3 separate regions of the Homo sapiens genome follow, and all the other regions are linked to region 3. Evidence: read pairs that join two places in POLR2A ChIA-PET (ENCODE). Cell type or tissue: OCI-LY7. All regions are shown on one strand. Each heading gives the region's core, and the rest is flanking DNA. Links, peaks and the distances in the headings are about the cores only.

Region 1 (5,922 bases), core at 1,287-5,286, 140 kb before region 3:
AAGTGCAGAATTTCGGGCCCTACTCCAGACCTACAGAAACAGAATCGACATTTTAACAAGAACCCAATGTAATATTATACAGAATGAAATTTGACAAGTAAATCTCTAGTTCTATGCCAAACCACCTATTGAAAAGGCCTCCCTTGGCTGGGCGCAGTGGCTCACGTCTGGAATCCCAGCACTATGGGAGGCCGAGGCGGGCGGATCATGAGGTCAGGAGATCGAGACCATCCTGGCTAATACGGTCTCTACTAAATATACAAAAAATATACTAAATATACAAAAAAAAGATTAGCCAGGCGTGGTGGTGGGCGCCTGTAGTCCCAGCTACTTGGGAGGCTGTGGCAGGAGAATGGTGTGAGCCCGGGAGGCAGAGCTTGCAGTGAGCCAAGATCCCGCCACTGCACTCCAGCCTGGGCAACAGAGCAAGACTCTGTCTCAAAAAAAAAAAGAAAGAAAACTCCTCCCCTTAGTAATCACACATCTAAGCATCATCAAAATTTTTCCTCTGGTAGATAATTTCCATTCATACTGAAAACTGTCAGTTTCACCACATGGACTGGCTCATGCCTGTAATCCTACCTAGCATTTTGGGAGACTGAGGCAGAAGGATCACTGGAGCTTAGGAGTTTGAGACCAGCCTGGGCAATACAGTGAGACCCTGTCTCTACAAAAAAATTTTTTAAGAATTAGCTGAGCGTGGTGGCGCATGCCTATAGTCCCAGCTACCCGGGAGGCTGAGGGAGGAGAATCACTTGAGCCCGGAGGCAGAGTTTGCAGGGATCCAAGATCACAACACTGCACTCCAGCCTAGGTGACAGAGCAAGATTGTGTCTCAAAAAAAAAAAAAAAAAAAAATGTCAGTTTCCTATGTCAAAAACAAATCCTCACAAACCCATATATTCCTTCAGCACCATCTAATCTCTCTTTCCATTTATGGCAAAATCACAGGCAAGAAGAGGAGATTGTACATGCACTGTCTCCAAGTTCCATCTTTCCATTATATCTTGAATCTACTCCAGTAGGGCTTTCATCTCTACCATTTCACTGCAACTACTCTTGAGAAGGCCACCAGTGACTTCTATATTGCCAAAATCTAATGGGCAAAGTCTCAGTTCTCCTCTTACTTACCTATCCAGCAGCATTTGAAAGAGCTGATCACTCCTACTCCTTGAAACAAATTTGGCAAGGCATGGTGCCTCACACCCATAATCCCAGCACTTTGGAAAGTCAAAGCGGGAGGATCACTTGAGTCCAGGGTTTCAAGACCAGGTTGGGCAATATGGCAAAAACCCATCTCTACTAAAAATACAAAAATTAGTCGGGCATGGTGGCATGCACCTGTAGTCCCAGCTCCTTAGTGGGGCTGAGGCGGGAGGATCGCTTGAGCCCGGGAGGTCGAGGCTGCAGTGAGTGGAGACTGCGCCACTACACACCAGCCTGGATGACAGAGCAAGACCCTGTCTCAAAAAAGAAGAAGAAAAAAAAGAAACAAATTCCTCACTTAACTTCCAAGCACTACAATCTCTTGTTTTTCTTCTACTTCTGTCTCCTATTCATCTGTTTTACTGGCTCTTAATTATCACCTAAACCTCCAATCCTAAAGCTCAAGTTCTCGATTTCTTATCTAGCCACACTCAGTTTTTGTTTTTTGTTTTTTTTTAGTCACACTCATTTTCTAGGTGGAGTTGATCTATTCTCATGGTTTTAAATCAATCTTAAAATTGATACATTCTCTGGCCCCCTCTGTACATGCCAGAGTCATATATCCAGCTACCTACTCAATGTTTCCACTTTAATGCGTAGTAGGCATCTCAAACTTACCAAGCCTGAAACAGAACTCCTCATCTTTTCCCTCAGTTGGTTTCCCCTGAAGTCTTTTCCAGCTGAACAAATGTCCACTCCATCCTTCCAGCTGCTCCGGCCAAAATGCTTGTGATCATAATTAACTACTCTCTGACCCCACTACTACTCCAACAGAAAATGCTGTTGTCTCTAACTTCAAAATGTATCCCCAGAATTCAACTCTTTCTCACCACTTCCACTGCTACTATCCTGGTAAAACCACCACCACCTCCAACTGGTCTCCATCTCCACTCCTGGCCTGCTATCATCAGGCAACCAGGGTGACCATGTAAAAGCATAAATCAAATCATGTCACTCATTTGCTCACAACTCTCAAATGAGTTCTCATTTCCCCTGGAGTTGAAGTCAAAGTCCTTACAATGTTCTATAAGCTTTATTCGATCTGATAATCTCTCAACTTCATCCATTTTTTCCTTTTGTTCGCTCTGCTCCATGCACTCCCTGGCATACATCAAACAAGCTGATTTCAGTGTCTTCGTATTTGCTATTCTTTCTGTCTGAAATGTTCTTCCCTCAGTTTCCTGCATGGCTCAAACCTCTACTCAACTGTCATCTTACAGTGAAGTTTTAAATGCCCACCTTATTTACAGTAACAGCCTCACCTCACTACTGATCCCCAACTCCAACCCACATTCTTCATTATTTTCCTGGTCTCCCTCTCTACAACCAAATGTCAGCTTCATGAAGGCAGGGATCTTTTTTTCACTGCCAAATTCCTCAGCCTCTAAAACAGTATATGGCACATAACAAGGATTCATACTTCGGTGACTGATTTTCTGCTAATATATGACTAATGACCCCTTTGTAAATGCCACATAAAATCTCCAAGTTCTGCATTTACAACCTAAGCAACATTGATCAGCTTCACACAAACTTCTGATCTGAACTGGATAAAAATTACTGAGTTAGTGGAATCCTCTCCAAGTCACGTCTGATGTGTATGAATGTGAAAAGAGGAAGGAGTAGGCAAAATAGTTATTTTAGTCACCCTGGCAGTAAAATACCAGCTCAACTCTCAATCAAGACGATCCTTAAGCAAATGACTCAAACTGAATCTTGTTATTCTGATCTTTTCTGAAGAGCTTGAGAAGGAACTTTAACAGAACAATTTCTTTTCTTTTACCGAAATCCTATCCAAGACCTAAGTCTGTCAGAGACTTTTATCAAATGACTGTAAAAGAATTTACCCCTACACCTATACTGCTACCTCTTTTTAATCAGATATCCTGATAGGATGTCATCCATATAAAATGTACTGATGCGGCTAACTTTTCACAAACAGAAGATTCAAGGCCATGTAATAATGATGGCCTCAAATACCATAGCTACGTACGTGCAATGTGGTTTTAGTTTGTTGACTACATATGCTGAGGTTCTAATAAAGCAAACTAAGACACTATCTCTTGACATTGAGTAACAAATAGATAAAGCAAAATACTCAGAACAATTTCAAAAAAGAGAAAAGTTAATGTCAACTATAAGCCTCAAAGATACCTATACTGCTAATAGCTGAGCAAAACATCAAATCATCTTTACAGGCTCTATAACCTAAGATCCTCTGAAAGCCAGAAAAAGTATTAAAATGTCTCTACCCAGAGTAAATTACTAAATTTTTCTACTAGAAGCTGAAGAATTTTAAAACTATAAAACCAAGAGGCTTCAAACATTGTAAAAGTACTCTCACATTATTATAACATAACCATTTTCACATATATACATCAAGAGCTGTTTTACTACACAAGGTTGTATGTAGTGCGTTTTTTTTTTCTTTTTAAATTAATGCCTTATTGATAGATAAAAGATGGGGCTGCAGGAAAAAATGTTCCTTCTGGTGATAGCTAAGGTTAAAAATTTTTCTAACAAATGAGAAGAAGAGCCAGGCACAGTGGCTCCCGCCTGTAATCCCACCACTTTGGGAAGCCAAGGTGGACAGATCACTTGAGGTTGGGAGTTCGAGACCAGCCTAGCCAACATGGTGAAACCCCATCCCTACTAAAAATACAAAAAATAGCCGGATGTGGTGGTGCGTGCCTGTAATCCCAGCTACAGGGGAAGCTAAGGCAGGAAAATCGCTTGAACCCGGGAGGTAGAGGCTGAAGTAAGGCGAGATCGCGCCAGCCCACTCCAGCCTAGGCAACAGAGCAAGACTTTGTCTCAAAAAAAAAAAAAAAAAGACGACGACAATGAAAAATAGACCCAGAGAGATTAAATGACTTACCCAAAATCATAGAGCTGGGATTAGAACTTATATATCCCAAAACCTAGTCCAAATCAGTGGACTAATGTCACATTCCATTGTGCTAATATGGTAAAGTAACATCACAGTCACTGATTATCTTGGTAAACATAGTTAGTATACTGGTAGAGAACATGGGTTTTGCTGTCAGACAGCCTTAGGTTTGTGCCACAGCTTTGTTACTCACAAGCCATGTGACCTTGAGAAAATTAAGTCCTGGGTTCAATAACAGCATCTATCTCAAAGGGCTGTCATGAAGATTAAATGAGAACGTCAGTAGATTTAACACAGCCCAGAGCACAGTATAATCCCTCATGCATCAACAAAGGAAAGTGCCCAATGATAGAATCTCTTGAACGCTCATCGACAGTCATCAAATAAATGTCAGAAAGAAATATAGCTTTTTCAAGCTTAGCAAATATACAGATATGAGCTAAAACAAAGGCACCTTAAGAATAACACTATGATAAATGCACCTCAGTATAACGTAGCTTTCTTTTAGAAAACATTATTCCCCTACATCTCTTGTATACTACTTTTCCAGAGCCATTTAAATCATTTTCACCCTGAGAACTCTGTCCTTGGCTCTTGTCACTCTCTACTGGGTCTCTATGTATTTTCATTCATTGTCATGGTTACATCTATTATCCGTACATGCAGGGTTCTAAAACTTAAGAGGGATTCCAGAGGTTCCTAAAACAATAAACAAAACTTTCCAAGTATACTGTGTGTGCACTTCTTTTCTGGAGAGTAGGTCCCTAATTTCTATCAGATTTCCTAAGTTTGTCCATATCTTAAAGAAGATAAACTACAACAGTCCTCCTATCTACAGTTTCACCTTCCTTGGTTTAAGTTACTAGCAACCAACCACTGCCTGAAAATATTAAATAAAAAATTCCAGAAATATCAATTCATAAACTTTAAATTGCATGCCATTTTATGTAGTATGATGAAATCTCATGCCATCCCACTCAGGATGTGAATCCTGAATTACATCTTTGTCCAGCATTTCCACACTATGTTACACACCCCACACCCATTAAAAACTTGGTAACTTAACAGCCATCTGGTTTATCAGATCAAAATCACAATGCTTATGTCCAGGCAATGTTTATCTTACTTAATACTGTCCCCAAACCACAAAAGTAGTGATGCTGACAATTCAGAAATGCCAAAGAGAAGCAATAAAGTGCTTCCTTTAAGTGAAAAGGTGAAAGTTCTCTACTTAATAAGGAAAAAAAAAGGTATGCTGAGATTGCTAAGATCTATGTTAAGAATAAATCTTCTCGCCAGGGTGGTGGCTCACACCTGTAATCCCAGCACTTTGGGAGGCCCAGGTGGACAGTTCACTTGAGGCCACAAGTTCAAGACCAGCCTGGCCAACATGATGAAACTCCATCTCTACTAAAAATATAAAAATTAGATGAGTGCAGTGGCACACACCTGTAATCTCAGCTACTTGGGAGGCTAGGGCACAAGAATCACTTGAACCCAGGTGGAGGCTGCACTGAGCTGACATTGTGGCACTGTACTCCAGCCTGGGCAACAGAGCAAGACTCTGTCTCAGAAAAGAAAAGAACACATCTTCTTCTATCCACGAAACTGTGGAGAAGGAAAAAGAATCTGCACTAGTTTTGCTGTCGCAACTCAAAACTACAGAAGTATGGCCACTATCATTCACCTTACTTCATCTCATCACATAGGCAGTGTATCATCTCATACCATCACAAGGGTTAAGTACAGTACAAGATATTTTGAGAGACCACATTCATGTTCTTTTATTACAATATAGTTATAATTGTTTTACTTTATTATTGTTG
Region 2 (5,922 bases), core at 1,287-5,286, 350 kb before region 3:
TTTCCAGGCATATGGTGCAAGCTGTCAGTGGATCGACCAATCTGGAGTCTGGAGGACAGTTGCCCTCTTCTTACAGGCAGTGCCCCAGTGGGGATTCTATGAGGGCTCCCATATTTCCCCTCTGCACTGCCCTAGTAGATGTTCTCCATGAGGGCTCTTACCCTGCATCAGGCTTTTTCCTGGACTCCCAGGCTTTTCCATACATCCTCTGAAATCTAGGTAGAGGATCCTGAGCCTTAACTCTTGCACTCTGTACACCTGCAGGCTTAAAACCTTGCGGAAGCCACCAAGGCTTATGGCTTGCACCCTCTGGAGCAGCCCAAGCTGTACCTGGCCCCTTTGAGCCACAGCTGGAGCTGGAGTGGCAGGGATGCAGGGAGCTGTGTCCCAAGGCTGCACAGTCAGGGTCCTGGGCCTGGCCCATGAAACCATTTTTCCCTCCTAGGCGTCCAGGCCTGTGATGGGAGGGGCTGCCATGAAGGTCTCTGAAAAGCCTTCAAGGCCTTTTCTCTGCTGTCTTGGCTATTAGCACTTGGTTCCTTTTTAATTATGTAAATTTCTGCAACCTTATTGAATTCCTCCCTTGAAAATGGGCTTTTCTTTTCTGCTGCATGGCCAGAGTGCCACTTTTCCAAACTTTTATGCTCCGCTTCCCTTTGAAATATGTCAGTTTTAGATCATTTCTTTGCTCACACATATGAGCATATGCTGTTAGTAGCAGCCAGACCATACATTGAACACTTTGTTGCTTAGAAATTTCTTCCACCGGATACCCTAAACCATCACTCTCAAATTCAAAGTTCCACAGATTCCTAGTGTAGGAGCACAACACAGCCAAGTTGTGTGCTAAGGCATAACAAAAGTGACCTTTACTATAGTTTCTAATAAGTTCTTCATCTCCATCTGAGACCTCCTCGGCATGGACTTCACTGTCCATATCTCTATCAGTATTTTGGTCAAAACTATTCAACAAGTCTCTAGGAAGTTCCAAACTTTCCTTCTTCTTCCTGTCTTCTTCTGAGCCCTCCAAATTCTTCCAACCACTGCCCATTACCCAGTTCCAAAGTTGCTTTCACATTTCATTGTATTTTTACAGCAATGCCTCACTTTGTGGTACCAACTTTCTGTATTTGGCTGTTGTTGCATTGCTACAAAGAAATACCTGAGACTGCATAATTTATTTTTTTTAAAAAGAGGCTTAATTGGCTCACAGTTTGGCCGACTGGACAGGAAGCCTGGCAGCATCTGCTTCTGGGGAGGCCTCAGGGTGCTTTTACTCATGGCAGAAGGCAAATCCTCATGCTTGTTCCTTGGCCCCAACTCAAGGATGTTTTTCCCCCTCTCTCCACAGAATTTGTTCTTTATTTGGATCAACCTAATCTCTTTCCCAGATAACATGAAGTTCTCCTCTTTGGGTATTGGAGGGAAGGGCTGGCATGAGAGAGGAAGGGACCTGGAACATAAAGGATTGTCTACAGCAAATGAGGAAGGAAAGAGTGCTGTAAACATCTCAGGGCTTGTAAGTGTTGCCTCATCAAATAAAGAATGTGATTTTGGAATTCTAAGTCCCTCACTTTTTAATGATGTGGTAACAGTCCAATAATTTCATTAGTTCAACCTTTTTCCTTAGGAACTTTGATTTGTGTGTGTGTGTGTTATTGGAATTTTGATATTCTTTTTAATAGTTTCAAGATCACCTCCACCCCAAACCATCTACTGTATCCCTTAGATATTTTCCAGATTCATTAGATGAACAGTTTGAATCAGCTGTTGTTTCTGACCTTATCCATACAAGTTGTAAATTTGGTCAATACAAGTTTGTTCCAGAATAATATAGAATATCTACTGTTGAAACTTTCTATAGACTATCAAAATTCCAGTAACACCCACAGCCATACACAAATCAAAGTTTCTAAGGAAAAATGTAGAACTAGTGAGATTACTGGACATTACCATATCATTCAAAAGTTAGTGACTTAGAATTCCAAAATCTCATTCTTTTTGAAGCTACAAAGAGACCTATACTATTAACATAAATTATTAATAGTTTTTCACTGCTAAACTGTCCCAAGAATTGTGACTCATACAATAAAGATACCATTTTACTGACATTAATAGCATTCTTGAGGTTATGAAAAGCAATGCATGCTTTCTTGTTAAAATGAGATTTAAAGACAGTGCACTAAAGTTTGATATATTTACAACTTTTAGAAGCCCTTTATAATTGGTTTTGTTTGATTTTATTTAATGATATTAATTATAAGTAAGTTCTTTTAAAAATCAAATTTTCCCACTATACAATACACAAAAATACCAGAATGGAAGAGTAAAATCCTGAACAACTAGACTCTTTATCCTGCTCCTGTGTTGCTGTGAGTCAAAACTTTGACATTACACTTAACTATGACAAACAGTTTTTAATAAAATGGTCACTACTGCCTCTGAGTGGTGGGTTATTTTCAGAGTTTAAATTTCATTCATTTCAAGTCCTTTCAGTGCTAATAGGAGAGAATTTTGACACTGACACTGTAAATGTCTTTTCAAGTTTAGACTTTGAACGTGAGATTATGTTTAAGAACATGAACAGTCAGCGTTATTTCATTTAAAGAAGGAGTACAAAAACTCATAAACGTACAAGGTTGGCCTGCTTTTTCTGTAAAATCTGTGTTCCACAAAGAAGCAGAGGGCCCCCCAGTTTCTTAGCATTCTCCATCAGGGAACTCTCCTGGACAGCCAAGCTCTCTCAGCAGTGCTTTCACCTCCAACAATTAGAAACACGGGGCCTCCAGGCTGGTGGAACTCATCAGTCATGAAAGACCTCTGTGGAAAGAAAAGCATCATTTCAAATCATTAATTAGGATCTGTTGTTTGCTTTTTTCTATTATTAGAAATAATACTTCAACTAATGGTACAACTAATGGTCGTACTATTTAGTTGGTAAAAATAAAGAACAGGGTGATGATCTGTGATCTGACCTAAGCAAGTGACACTGCAAGTCACTTTTCTGCAAAGTGCACATATTGAAAATTACCAGCCAACCAGCTAGGCGCAGTGGATTGCGTCTATAGTCCCAGCTACTGGGAGGGCTGAGGTGTCAGAATCGCTTGAGCCCAGGAGTTTGAGACCAGCCTGAGCAACTTAGTGAGAGCCCATCTGTAGAATAAAAAAGAGAAAGAAAATTACCAGCCAACAATGTGGTTGTCCTAAATCAGACCCAACACAATTACACAATTTGGATTTGGGACTCTATGATGGATTATATGATGGAAAGAGCTGGGAACCTCGGGAAGAGCTGGCAAACCATAAGCTTCTGCGAAGTGCGGAAACATTCGTGGGACAAGTCAGTGACCTCTTGTATGATACAGAAAGATCTTTATGGGTCAGGGGATGCAGAAGCCCCCTGCATCTCTCTTGACACCACAGGGGACAGGTAAGAATGGTAATAAATAAATGAGGCTCCAACCCAGGCATTTAGACAAACACAAACACAAAGAAAATGGATCCATAGAAGGCCTGAAAAAAATAAAAAAAGATAAAAGGAAAAATAAACAAATCAGGAGAGTGAAAAATAACGGAATAAAAATAAATCCAAGAGCTGGTTCTTCGAAAACAAAATGAAAATTTAAAACACACACACACACGGGCCGGACACAGTGGCTCACGCCTGTAATCCTGACACTTTGGGAGGCCAAGGCAGGTGGATCATGAGGTCAGGAGATCGAGACCATCCTGGCTAACACGGTGGAAACCCATCTCTACTAAAAGTACAAAAAATTAGCCGGGCGTGGTGGCATGTGCCTGTTGTCCCAGCTACTCGGGAGGCTGAGGCAGGCGACAGAGCGAGACTCCATCTCCAAAAAAAAAAAAAAAAACCACACACACACACACAAGTAAATCATTACCTGGTCAATTGGTTCTCAACATGGGTGATTTTGCCCAGACCCCACCCCAGGGGCCATTGGGCAGTGTCTGGAGATATTTTTGGTTGTCACAGGGGTGGGGAAGAGGTTGCCACTGGCATCTGGGGTAGAAATGAAAGACACTGCTAAACACCCTATGATGCCAGGACAGTACCCTGCAACAAAGAATTATTTGGCCCAATATGTCAGTTCTGCCAAGATTGAGGAACTCTGATTTAATCTAATCAAGAGAAAAGGGTAGAAAGTACACATAAATAAAATGAGAATGAGGATAGAGAAATAGCCTAACTCAAGGACATCTTTTTTTTAAACTGTAAAACACTTTTTACTCAAATCTAAGCAAATGACTTCACTCAACTTCAAGCAAATGACAGTAATGTAAACACTGTGAATGCTTAAGAGAGTTTGCTTACTTAATAATCTTCTCAGAAAATATGGATTACCAAAAGAGGCTGCAGAAAAGACAAGACTTCTAAACAAATTATGATAGAGAACATAGTGAAAATTGCAAGAGAAGACAGAGAGAGAATGAGGGAGAAAAATAGTTCTGTCAACATTTTAAGGAACAGATTTCAGTGTTTTTTAAATTGTTTCAGAGCATAGAGTAGAGAGAAAACGGTCCTTTTTAAAAGTTGAAGTTACATATGATACCAAAACGTGACACAGAGAGTCAATGCAAAAGGAAATTACAGTGCAATTTCAATTCTGAATGTTAATGTAATGAAATATTAGTCGGACGATTCTATCAGCACTTGAAAGCAATAATACATGATGACCTGGTGGTATTCATATTAGGAATGGAAGTTTCACCTTAGGAAATTTCATATAACTTACCACTTTAATAAATTATAAAAAATTAATATGACCATTTTTATTATTTTTGAAAGGCATTTGATAAAATTCAACATCTGTCCCTTAAAAACAGAATAGATACATATCTTTGTGTCATGAGTTTATGCCCTTTATAACTATCTACAGGATATACACACATATATTTATATGTAATTATGTTTAGTTAAATATAAAAGTGCATGTTAAATATGTGTTTTTTTCCCAATGCCATCATGAAGAAGAGAAAGACTTTTTCCTGAGATAGGCCATTCCAAATATTTCATAGCCAAGAATATAGAGATTATTTCAGAAATGAGCCCATGACACAAATAAAACCAAGTGAGTTCTCTCACCTAGAACTGGGAGCTATGCCTGGAAAGTGGCTTTTTATGCAACGGAGTGTTAGTCTTTAGTATGACTTTGGATTTGTGATTGCAAAGCCTGACCGAGCCTTTAGAGATGTAGAGAATCCAGTGAAATTTGTTTACAAAATTATTAGAGTCCTGGTCTTACGAAATAGGAGGGATATGAAAAGAATTCAGAATTAGAATTAATGAGTTAATTGTTGGTTGAGTTGAACCCAACCAAGTGTTGAGATCAAATCTGATTTCAGAATTAGATAATGTATAATTTTAAGAGGCCTTTAAGACCACTCCATTTGAGAGGCATGGACTTGAAGTCCCTCTTGGCTTAATGGCCATGAAAAAAGGTTCTATTTGTCCCTGTGAATGGTGCAAAAAATACCCTCCCATTATGTTACTCCAGATCTATGCCCCAACCAAGACTGCTGGTTGTATGCAGCCTCATTAAGTATAGAAGTAAAAACAATCTGTGCACATTGAGTAGTATAAACACTGTTAATGCTTAAGAGAATTTGCTTACTTAACAGATTAGTCTAGTCATTCCAATGTAAAAGGGCATTTGAGTAATTAATTTAGGCTTGAATCTTTAAAATGAAAGGAATAAGAGAAATTGACTAAGGTCATAAAAGGCATAAAAACATTGAAGAGAAGTTAAGATTCTCCATATGTACAGTTTTAATGCATCTGATTTATCAGACTAAGATTTGAGAAGATTTGTGCGTTAATCAGGCATTTAAAGTATTTCAAAGAAAATAAAATACATTACATTTATAAACACAGTTTAAATGTTTAAGGGAATTTTATTAGGT
Region 3 (5,922 bases), core at 1,293-5,292:
CTGCCGCCATGTGAAGAAGGTCTTTGCTTCCCCTTCACCTTCTGCCATGATTGTAGGTTGCCTGAGGCCTCCCCAGCCATGTGGAACTGTGAGTCAATTAAACCTCTTTCCTTTATAAATTACATAGTCAGGTATTTCTTTATAGCAATGTGAAAACAAACGAATACAACCACCCCAAACACTGAGAACATTGAGATCATCTTCACTTTTGAGAATGCCTCAAATTACAAACATTTAAATTTGATAACTCACTTAGTGTCATACATTTAGGGGACAGCATGGAACTCTTACAGAAGGAATCAGGAAATATAAGCTCCAGTTTTGGCTGTGCTACAAACTAACCATGTCAAGTTAGTGGCACAACCACCGTGAGCTATTCTTAGTCTATGAAATTATGGCCTGGAACTAGAATTTTGCAGGAATATTTTATGATTTTTTGATTTTGGAATCTCCTTTCCCCATCAAAAGGAAGAAAAATCAGCTGGGCATGGTGGCTCATGCCGGTAATCCCAGCACTTTGGGAGGCCGAGGTCGGTGGTTCACCTGAGGTCAGGAGTTCTAAACTAGCCTGGCCAACATGGCAAAACCCCACTAAAAATACAAAAATTAGCTGGGTGTGGTAGTGGGCACCTGTAACCCCAGCTACTTGGGAGGCTGAGGCAGGAGAATCACTTGAACCTGGGAGGCGGAGGTTGCAGTGAGCTGAGATTGTGCCACTGCACTCCAGTCTGGGTGATAGCGTGAGACTGTCTCAAAAAAAAAAAAAAAAAGAAGAAGAAGAAAAATCTGCCAGAGTGATTGTTTTTGTTTATGTATTGTTTTCCTTGCAAGATAACTGTACAAGTGAAAACCATAAAGTAGACAAAAATATATTTTGAAAAAAGTTTTAAAACAAAATATGCTCATACTTTCTAACATTATGTTTTAGTTCTGTGGCAAATATGTCTTGACTCTGGGTTAGGCTACATTTTCGTGAAGATGTGGAACTTTAGCCTTTTTATCCACGTAGATGTCACTTCTTATACGACCCTCTTATTCTCTTTTCCCATCCTCAGACTTCCTCTTCCCTTTTTCATTTTCCAAAGTGTAACTTTCCACATCCCCTTTCTTGTTCTGGATCTCTATGTTTAGGAAATTGCGTTTAAGTCAGAGATCAAAATCTGGTATCTTAGGGCAGGGGTCCCCAACCTCTAGGCCACTGACTGGTACTGGTCCGTGGCCTTTTAGGAACCTGACTGCACAGCAGGAGGTGAGCAGCAGGTGAGTGAACATTACTGCCTAAGCTCCGCCTCCTGTCAGATCAGCAGCAGCATTAGATTCTCATAGGACCACTGGAAGTGCAAATGTAAGGGATCTAGGCTGCATGCTCCTTATGAGAATCTAATGTCTGATGATCTGAGATGGAACAATTTCATCCCCAAACCAACCCCTCTGCCTGTCTCCGCCATCCATAGAAAAATTGTCTTCCATGAAACTGGTCCCTGGTGCCAAAAATGTTGGGGACCCTTGTGCTAGGGGCTAGATCTGGCCCCTAGATACATTGTGTTTGGTTTTCACAGTGTTTAAAAAACTGAGCACATTGCCAATATTTATGAATCAGGAAATTTTGCATAAAAACCCAGATATTAATGTATCTTGAAAAATAGGCCATATGGCAATACTATGTCTGCTTTGCCATATGGCACTATGAAGGTGGGTAACAGTGGCTCTTCTTAGATGGAGCATATACATGTCTGCTCTCCAGAATCTTCACTCATTGTTGTTACTTTCCTGTCACTGCTAGGCATTTGAGTTCCTGACTTAGTTTCATACATACCAGTGGAAGTTTTGGGCGTAGAAGAAGACAAACATAACTAGTTGATCAGAGCATGACCAAGATGCATTTCATGTTCTTTGTAATTCATTATGTTTAAAAATATGCTCCAAGGGCTTATTATTAAGCACTATATCCAGCCGGGGAACAGAGATAGAGCGTTGTTTCTTTTTCTTTCTTTTTTTTTTTTTTTTGAGACAGAGTCTTGCTGTGTCACCCAGGCTGGAGTGCAGTGGCGTGATCTCAGCTCACTGCAAGCTCCGCCTCCCGGGTTCATGCCATTCTCCTGCCTCAGCCTCCTGAGTAGCTGGGACTACAGGCGCACGCCACCACGCCTGGCTAATTTTTTGTGTTTTTAGTAGAGACGGGGTTTCACCGTGTTAGCCAGGATGGTCTTGATCTCCTGACCTCATGATCCACCTGCCTCGGTCTCCCAAAGTTCTGGGATTACAGGCGTGAGCCACCGCACCTGGCCTATTTCTTTAATCCTATGTTAAATGATTTAATTTTAAAGCTTAACATTTTATAGTGTGGTGGTTTTTTTTACTGGAAACTGATAGATTCATGTAACTGTTCAGCTCATCGAACATGGATCAAATGTCAGTTACATACTCATTGAGCTTAGTGTTGGGGATATTTGTCATATTAGCTTGGCCAGTTACGACATTACAACTTGCATAGTTGTCATGTATTGCTTTAAAAAAGTTTTACTGTTTGGGGAATGTTTCTTTTTAACTGAGGTTAAGGTGAAATTCCCAATTTTATAGATATGCAAAGAATATAATTGTGCATAAACTAAAAATGCCAACTATCTCATGGGTAATAGCTTAATTATCTACTCAGTGTGGGTCTTTATTCCCAGAGGAGTGTATTTTCACATCCAGTTTGCATCTTTCCCCTCCAGTTGTAACCTTGCCCTATTGTATATCTGTTATAATGTTAGGAATCTTGTTAATATTCAATGAATGCCATAAATAAAAGAAGCATTTAATTTTATTACATGACTTTTACCACAGGGTGTTGGTTGCTTTATTTCTGTCTTTTCTAGAAGCCTGTGACTATTACAATTTATTCTTAGAAATGGTATGAACCATTCCTATCCTTTCTTTGCTTCACTGCTTCTACTTGGTGCAGGATCAGAGGGTCCTGGACCATGTTTCTTGGTATTTACAACAGTAGATCACAAGCACAGCTGTATGGCGGGAGTCACCTTGGAAAGCTCATTTAAAACGTGAATTTCACTTCTTCTTTCTGCCTTCCCCAGCTCCCCCAATCAATCTAATAGGTCTGGGGTGAGGCCCAGGAATCTGCATTTTAATAATCTGGATATTCTAATACAATACGATCTTTGTTTAAGAAGGGTATTTGTATCAGAAACTCAATTGCTATAAACAGGAAGAGGAGCTATTCTGTTAACTAGAAGTTCAGGAATTGGGGGAGTTGTGAGAACTTCCATTCCTTGAGTAGTGATGAGCAGAACCATTTTTTCTCTCCTTCCAATCAGGTTTAGTGTGCTTGCCCTTAGTCAGCTCACAATTGCTCTGAGTCCACAATGTAAACTATGGATGTTGCTGTGTTTGAGCTCACACGCCTGTGACACAGGCTCTTAAAGAACAAATGAGCTAGTGTCAGTGAAATATCAACACACAGTGAACTAAAAGGAGAATCACACTTATGTCACAGAAAACAAAGGATAGTTGCTTTTATGCCACTAATCAAAACCAGAACTTTTTTTCTAGGCTTGTTCTAGCTTCATCTGGAAAGTGAACAGAAGCATTTCTTGATGGCATAGTACAGACACTGACACTTAGCATATAATCACATTTAATTACTCACATGTCATATAGTCTACAATAGCCACTGCACACATACCAGTCATTAGTGCTCAGCAATGACAAAAAATAATTGCTTCCACTCCTTGGCCAAACAGGTCTATGGACCCAATACCAAATATTTTGTGTGTCTTACTGGACATCTTGCCAGACTTCTTTATAGGGAAAGACACTGACCCAGCTAGACCTTGGTGCTGCCATCTCTTGAGAATCAACTGTTTCTTACATTTAATCACTTCACATATCCTATTCTGCAATGATACTTAGCTGGTTTGTGGCCTGATTTGGTGAGTGTTTCAAAGAACTTGAATTTTTGGAATATGAAGACATGTCCATGGGTAACAGGAAACTGACTGCCTTTGTCTTGTCCCTACAGGAAGCAAAATAAAGGGAAGAAAAAGACTTTTTAGTGAGACTTTATATAGAACATTGATGATTTTTCCCCCCAATCACCAGATACTACCTACAGTGTTAAAAGTTCACTTAAAAATATATCATGATATTTTTTGTTAAGTTGTTCAACAATGATGTAAGGATATATATTGGAATGACCTTTTCATTAAACCCAAGGAATAGTGTGGATAAAACAAAAACTTAAAACTACTGAGGGAGAGACTATATGGCTGAGGAATGATTATTAGTTTGATGTTCAAAGTGGAAGAATATCTCATTCTTAGGCAAAAGTCTCTTGCGTCAAATCTTCAGCTCATGAAATGAAGCAGAAACTTGAGGCAATTATTTTATAGTCCAGATAAATCTGCTCCTTTTGACTGTGAATTAACTGAATACACATCATGCCTGAAGAGTAAAGGGGGTAAGAGCAATAGCCCCATGCTATCTGAGGGATTATATCTTTTCATTTTGCCTACTTCTCCTTTTACCTCTAAAATATTACATAGAATTTAGACATTAACCAGGAGAAACTGCTCTTAGGAATAAATCTAAACAGTGTTTAAAATGACTGCCTTTTCTTCATTTTTGTTCTCTTTTGTGGGAACAAAGAGGGTAGATAAGGCTGTAATTTCACTGAATGACATTTGGTGGCCTGCGTCTCAGAAAACACAGCTGCACCTTTTTTTTTTCTTTTCTTTTCTTTTTTTTTTTTTTTTCTTTTTTTTTTTTTGAGACAGAGTCTCATTCTGTCGCCCAGGCTGGAATGCAGTGGCATGATCTCAGCTCAGTGCAACCTCCTCTTCCCAGGTTCAAGCTATTCTTCTGCCTCAGCCTCCCCAGTAGCTGGGATTACAGGTGCACGTCACCATGCTGGCTAATTTTTGTGTTTTTAGTAGAGACGAGTTTTCGCCATGTTGGCCAGGCTCGTCTTGAACTCTTGACTTCAAGTGATCTGCCTGCCTTGACCTCCCGAAATGCTGGGATTTCAGGCATGAGCCACCATTCCCAGCCAGGCCAGCTGCACCCTCTTTTGGGAGGTAGGCAGGCCAGTGCTTCCAAGCACTGGAATCAATAAAATAATAACAACCACTGCCACTTGGTGAGCGGTCACTCAACCACCTCATTTACTCTTCACAAAAACTATGAGGTATCTGCCTTTAAGATTCCCTTTTTACAGAAGAGTAAACTGTGACACAGGACAATCTAGTAACTTTCTCCAAGGCCACATTGTTTGTAAATGATGATGGAGGTGGAATTTTGGCCATCTGATTCTGGAAGCTGCCTCCTTAAACTTCTTTCTGGATTTGGAAAAGGAGAGAATATATTTATTGTAATGAATCTGGTTTACCCTATCAGTAAACTGAATAACATAGCATTTCTAATTTTAACTGTTTATATGGGCCCTTGTCCCTAAGCTTGTCAACTGAAATTTGTTTTTCTAAAACACAGGAAGAAAAGATTGAATTTCTCTGTCAAAATTAAGAAAAAATTAAAATCCTGTTTTTAGTTTCTGGAAAGCTTTGATTCTTAGAAATATTGACATTGGCATTATTTTGTAAAATATTTTCGTGGTATAATAATGGAAAAGTTCACAAGCAAATTGGTTATGATGTCTGATATGATTCAAAAGTCAGTGCAAACAAATTGGTTCTTGATAAATATTTGTAAAATGCTTTGAAAGCTATTAGTGAGGAAATTAATTTCCCAAATAATCAGAGGAATAATATAATGACATTTTACTTTACTAGTTAATTCCTGAGAATATAAAAGACACATTTAAAAAGGACTACAATAAAAAAAATGCTCAATTCCTACTCAATAGTTCTAGTGGATTTCATGCCAATCCAGTTGTTGATTTTAAGCCAATACTGGCTTTCTTCCTTT

The links. ChIA-PET counts read pairs that join two places held together with the same protein. Peaks named below come from ENCODE experiments on the same cell type or tissue, not always from the same donor. Only the 100,000 strongest peaks of a DNase experiment are listed, where the experiment ranks them.
Region 1: POLR2A ChIA-PET joins it to region 3 with 6 read pairs; 3 of 35 experiments call an interaction of 5 or more read pairs at or near these places.
Region 2: POLR2A ChIA-PET joins it to region 3 with 6 read pairs; 2 of 35 experiments call an interaction of 5 or more read pairs at or near these places.

The regions. Positions count from the first base shown.
Region 1 is chr2:224,558,616-224,564,537 of GRCh38, forward strand. All of the region lies in intron 1 of CUL3 (cullin 3), which reads right to left. Among named protein-coding and RNA genes, the nearest start is that of CUL3, 24 kb to the right of the region's middle. In OCI-LY7, for the core only: no CTCF peak of the experiment used is centred there; a DNase peak (open chromatin) is centred at 2,846; H3K4me3 peaks cover 1,225 bases; H3K27ac peaks cover 1,637 bases.
Region 2 is chr2:224,345,266-224,351,187 of GRCh38, forward strand. No RefSeq gene overlaps it. Among named protein-coding and RNA genes, the nearest start is that of FAM124B, 54 kb to the right of the region's middle. In OCI-LY7, for the core only: no CTCF peak of the experiment used is centred there; no DNase peak of the experiment used is centred there.
Region 3 is chr2:224,699,873-224,705,794 of GRCh38, forward strand. CCDC195 (coiled-coil domain containing 195) reads right to left here. Exons shown (of 3, transcript NM_001395236.1): 3 at 3,892-4,015. The coding sequence ends at 3,892. All of the region lies in intron 2 of LOC105373910 (a long non-coding RNA gene), which reads left to right. Among named protein-coding and RNA genes, the nearest start is that of CCDC195, 14 kb to the right of the region's middle. In OCI-LY7, for the core only: no CTCF peak of the experiment used is centred there; a DNase peak (open chromatin) is centred at 3,019.